Regions from separate parts of the Homo sapiens genome. Here region 1 is linked to region 2. Evidence: read pairs that join two places in POLR2A ChIA-PET (ENCODE). Cell type or tissue: MCF 10A. All regions are shown on one strand. Each heading gives the region's core, and the rest is flanking DNA. Links, peaks and the distances in the headings are about the cores only.

Evidence for each region. Peaks named below come from ENCODE experiments on the same cell type or tissue, not always from the same donor. Only the 100,000 strongest peaks of a DNase experiment are listed, where the experiment ranks them.
Region 1: POLR2A ChIA-PET joins it to region 2 with 6 read pairs; 1 of 35 experiments calls an interaction of 5 or more read pairs at or near these places.

The regions. Positions count from the first base shown.
Region 1 is chr4:141,394,157-141,397,082 of GRCh38, reverse strand. No RefSeq gene overlaps it. Among named protein-coding and RNA genes, the nearest start is that of LINC02432, 63 kb to the right of the region's middle. In MCF 10A, for the core only: no CTCF peak of the experiment used is centred there; a DNase peak (open chromatin) is centred at 1,612.
Region 2 is chr4:141,848,647-141,851,572 of GRCh38, reverse strand. No RefSeq gene overlaps it. Among named protein-coding and RNA genes, the nearest start is that of IL15, 210 kb to the right of the region's middle. In MCF 10A, for the core only: no CTCF peak of the experiment used is centred there; a DNase peak (open chromatin) is centred at 1,582.

The sequences.
Region 1 (2,926 bases), core at 311-2,810, 450 kb after region 2:
TCTAGACAGGACATATTACATGTCAGAGAACACATTGAGCAGCAGTAGTTCAGTGCCCTTCTAAGCCATAAATACCAGCTGGCATGCGGAGCCTGAAACAACTGAGAAAATGGTAAAGTAAGTGAGTTTATAGAATTGACCAGATATCACTAGGTATTGTTGGACTTCAGATTAAATTCAACTATATTCAAGACTTAAATAATCATGCTCCTATCACTCTAGGTTTTGTGGCCAGAGAAAATATATGTCTTGCTCTAATGTTCCCTAACAGAACATTCCAACAAAAACTTCCCTAAAGCCTGAAATAGCTAAGATACTCCCATTTCAAAATATTGAAAATATGTTGAATAAAAATGTGTCCTCACTCATTCATACACAAAAGGAAGCCTGAATTTTGCCACTAAAGCAAAACTGGAGAAGTCTGAGGGAACATATGACAATAAGCATACATTATTTCATTTTGTGTTGAAAATAACTTGGTGGTTTGGATTTCAGGAATGGAGATGTAATCAACTAACATTAAAGAAAAGAGGATTTACTGAAAAGAGATCTGGTCCATAGACAGGAATGGGCACGTTACTAGAACAGCATCAGAGACTGAGGTGACTCTAGGGACTGGACCCACCCTCAGTCTTCTCTCTCTAATGATGTCTTTCTCAAGGTTTTAAGGTGGGTGCCTTTCTCTTCTCCTCTTTGCATATCCATTGTGTCTTTGTTAACGTGCTTCTTTTTAGTATTCACAGCAGCTGTCTCTTATGGCCACATGTCCCAACTCTGTGTCTACCCTTCAACCTCAAACAATAGTGCTAACTAAAACTTAGGTCACATTTCTGAAATCAAGGACAAGATTGGAGCTTTTTTTCCCTTAAAGCAGGGGTCCCCAGCCCCTCGATCATGGACCGCTTCCAGTTGTAACCTGTTAGGGACTTGGCTGCACAGTAGGAGGTAAGCAACGGGCCAGCAAGTGAAGCTTCATCTGTATTTACAGCCGCTCCCCATTGCTCATATTATCACCTGAACTCCACCTCCTGTCAGATCAGCAGCAGCATTAGTTTTTCATAGGATTGTGACCCTATTGTGAACTGTGCATGCAAGGGTTCTAGAGAATCTAATACCTGATAATCTGTCCCAGTCTCCCATCGCCCCCAGATGGGACTGTCCAGTTGCAAGAAAACAAGCTTAGGGTTCCCGCTGATTTGACATTATGGTTAGTTGTATAATTATTTCATTATATATTACAATGTAATAACAACAGAAATACAGTGCACAATAAATGTAATGTGCTTAAATCATCCCCAAACCACTTCCCCCACCCAGTCCATGGAAAAATTGTCTCCCAGGAAAGCAGTCCCTGGTGCTAAAAGGACTGGGGACTGCTGCTTTAAAGTAGACCACAGAGATAACACCCTCCTGGTCAGTCTTGGACTGCCTGTGAGTCAGTTACTCTCCTTAAGTCTACTCAGTTTTGTCTCATTAGAATGCAGAAGTGGGGAAAGGTTAAAAATCATCAGTCACAAGACTGTTCTTCCAGCAGGGAGAGAGGCAGGAGAGTTTCATCACTAATGGGCAATGGGTTTGGTATCCTGAGGCTTGGCATATCCACTACACCTGAGGGTAAGAGATGCCCTGAGATCCAACTATTTTCTCTTTGCCAAAAATTTTTAGGCAATGCTAGCAGGAAAGCCCCAGAAGCACAGGGTAGGCATAATAATCATGCATTTTTTCCACAATTTACACCATGTCTGGACTTGCTTTTCAAGTGTTTTCACATTTCCTACTCTCCTTTTTTTAATCTCCATTTTAAAAGAAGGTGATTATTACGTAAATACATAATTACCTTTTCTAAGGTTCACTGCTAGATTGGAAAATGCTGTGATATCAACCTGAGTCATTTCGCTGTTCTATACATGTGATTCTATTCTGAGCCCAAAGTACCTTATATAATGACACTGCAAAGACAACAAGATTGAAAAAGAGGAAAAAAACTCAGTGTCAACTCTGTGCTTTAATTTTAATTTAGTCGTTAAGGGTGAAAGACAGTTTGAGAGTGAGCCCCTTCACCTCAAATAAGATATCAAAGGCTATAGCAGCTGCCCAGCACAGTGGCTCATGCCTATAATTCCAGCACTTTGAGAGTCCAAGGTGGGCAGATCACTTGAGGTCAGAGGTTTGAGACCAGCCTGGCCAACATGGCAAAACCCCGTCTCTACTAAAAATACAAAACTCAGGTGTGGTGATGAGTGCCTGTAATCCCAGCTACTTGAGAGGCTGAGGCAAGAAGAATCGCTTGAACCCAGGAGGTGGAGGTTGCAGTGAGTTAAGATCACGCCACTGCACACCAGCCTGGGTGACAGGGAAGACTCTGTCTCAAAAACAAAACAAAACAAAACAAAAAAAAAACAGAAAGCAAAAACCAAAAACGAAAGTCTATAGCATCAAAGATGTAAGATATAAGCAACAAACTAACCTCAGGGACTCATGACTTGTGAGTTAGTCTATCAGCGCCCATTCTTTCTGCTTTGTCTTTCATCATTGCCAAGCTTCCTTACCACCTTCTCTGCAGGGTCCAAGCTGACTCTGCTCATAAAATGGCCTTTTTCTACTCTTGTCTCACATGTCTCAACTCATGTCCAGTCAGCATCACCATCTCCTGTCCGTCCCTTAGGATAAAAGTGTCAGCAGAGCTGTAAGAGATTCTCATGCCCAGGAGATAGCTCACCCTGTCTAACACAACCACTGCCACCGTAAATTCTCAAACATGTCTTTGGAACAGAGAATGAATGATGGAAAAGAAGTTAGAAAATATGATTTCACTAAGCTTTACTGCAATTAATTGGGTAACAAAGGTTGGTTATTTTAATCATTGTTATTTTAGGTATTACCTAGAGCCATAAGTTAAAAAAATATGTATTTGCTTTATTAGAGT
Region 2 (2,926 bases), core at 262-2,761:
CAGGGAGCCTGTGAAACCCAGCTAATCCCACCAGAACTGCAAGACCTGAGCTGCCCCTTACAGCCACAGCTTGTTGCCACCTGTCACAGGGCACCACCTCGTGTGGCCATGCCTGGCAGTGTTGCAGACCTTTCTCCTTAGTTCAGCTAAAACTGGGTTCTTGTCATGTGACCAGGAAATATTAGGCTTGCGGACACATAGAAGGGTGAGGAGCAGAATTTATTTGGAGAAAAGGAAAAAGGAAAAATAACTCTCAGCAAAGTGAGAGAGAATCCTGCTAGCAGGTTTCCCACCTCACTGATTGAATCCCAGGTTCCCACCCAGGAAATGAAAACACCAGTCTCCTCCCTGCTGCAAATGGCTTGAACTTCCCGAGGCTCCACTCCGTCCTCCCAGTGCACAGGTGGGCAATGTTCAGAGAGAATCAGTTGGGAAAGGGCAGGCTTCATCTGAGACCAGCAGTCTGGGTTTTCAGCCTTCAGGCTGTTTCAGGCTTGAAGGCGGGGTTTTGCTGGGTACCCTTGGCTGCCTCTTGTCTCTATCAGCAGGCTTCTCTTGTTGGGAAGTGTAAGTAACAAAGAGTCCTGCCTTTCATCTATCTGAGTGTCAGTGTGCTGGTTCCGGCCATGAAAAGGATATTACCAAACATACAGTGTACATAACACAAGAAAACAAAGAGTTCCCAGGAAAAAATTTCTATTGCTTGGTATATACTATTATTGGTTTCTCCCCCTCCACCAGAGAATAAAGCCCTAATTTCCTAAGGCATCCTTTGTATATAATTAACTTTTCTCTGATGCATCTACATTACTATTAGGTATGTACTATCCTTGGGAGAATTGAAAAAATAGTCACTCAAATTATTTTCTCTGTTCTGTGGTTCAGTGAGGAATTCCACTCTAGAGAAACTATCTAAGCTTTTAGGGTTAAGAAAGAAAAACTTCTCTCAGCAATAGCTCAGTAATTTATTTATGTAGCAATTCACATTCATATGTTCAAAATGCATCCACGGAAAAAATGAGATTGGCTCAATGAGTTTTAAAAACAGTTATATATCTTTTTCCTGACTTTTTTCAGTGTAAAGTATAGAATAAACCTTTTTTTATAAGATTTGGGTTTGTTTTCTCACAAAAAGACTGTTAATATGAATGTCCTAAAATTCTATATTGGTTTATTGTTCAGATTAATGAATACTCTTCCATATAAACATTAAGATTATAAAACACATCAAATTATGTATTCAGTTAACCAAATTATAATTCCAGCAAACTTTTAGATATCAATAGTGATTGTGTTATTTTTCCATTTGTCAATCTAAACCAACCAGGATTCTGAGTTAAATTTAAAATCTTGATTAATACCATAATTAATACATAATCTTTGGAGGCATGGATAATTTCTAAGCAACACAGAATACTGAAAATTTGGTTACCAAGCATAGTTTTTATTTAAAATGTTACAGAGTGACTATACCTTTGAGATATGTTCAAGAACATTTTTATTTTTGCCACTTTAAGAGTGTCAAAGGAACGTGTGATTTTAGAGGTTGTGTAATGTGTACTCATGAGTTTCTCTGGTCTGCCAAAATACTTGTGTAAGACAGAGAGTTCTCAATCCTGCCTCCCACTTTTTGTTGTGAAGTAGAACTTTGTACTTTGGTTGAAAGTTTTAATTGCCATAGATGAGCATGACTCTAAATGGAAAAATTATGGCAAATAAATATAACCATTGTATTCAAGGTAATGAAATGTGTTCTTGTTTTTTTAAAGGAAAAAGATAATAGTTTTATTCTAAAATAATGTGTCAAGATAAGTAGATATAGAACGTTGTGTAAGGTTTTAGGAAAATAAACTTTTTTTTGGTCTGGGGTTATATCCCCAAAAAGTATGAGTCTGAAAAGAAGCAATGGAATGTGTTGGTACACTTTTGATGAGTTTTCTTATCAAGGAAAAAAAAATTGTGAATTCTTTACTACCAAGGCCTTGTAGTACTCAGTTCCTCTGAACAAGAAATGATAAAAGGTTAATTTTTAACTTTTGTGTAATTTTCCATACAACAGAAATGTTGCACCTCATCAGAATAACTTTTTTTTGTGCATTTTCCTTGCTTTGATTATCTACCCTTCATCATTTTTTAAAAAGTTATTTCTGAAAGAGCTAAGGTCTCTTAGAATTAGGTTACCTTTTGCTATATCTATTTTAAAATATTCTTTTGACATTATGATTAATAGGTAGCCAGGCTACACCCATTTATTTTTCTTAGTCACCCATGTTTCTCTCTTAATCAAGTGTCTAATCTCCTCTGATAATTCTTTTGATTTAGTCCTCCTTAAAAAGAGATTGTACATTCAAAGAGATTAATATCAAGATATCTTTTATACATAAATAATGTTTGGGGTATTCCAAAAGTCTCTGGATAACTATAGAGGTCCTTCTTTCACCTTATTAAGGGAGAAATACTAGTAATAATTAGGTTGTTTGATATACTTGATATTTCTTAATTAGTTCTTATTGGATGTACTTGGTATTTCTTAATTAGTTCTACCCTATTGTAAGAGCTGCATAGGAAGAGCTGTGAAATCAAGAGACACGGAACTTTTTCTAAATTAGTTTTGTATGGGGAAATATACTAATACAAATACATTTCAGTGAGTATCCCAAACAATCAAAATGAGTGACTGAGGCATAAGTCTCAATTGAGGTTTATTAAGCCAGCTTTAGGGTGCATCTGGGAAAAACAGCCACAGACACATAAGTGGCTGATTTTCCAGAGAGGTTTTCAGGAGGTTTAGTATTTATACATTTCCTTAAAGGGCACAGGGAGAAGGCACCTAGGAAGAGGAGAAGGTAGGCTGTAAGGCAAATGGTTACAAGATTTACTTAATGCCTAGTAAACCTACATTTTACATAAAATAAGGTAAATATTT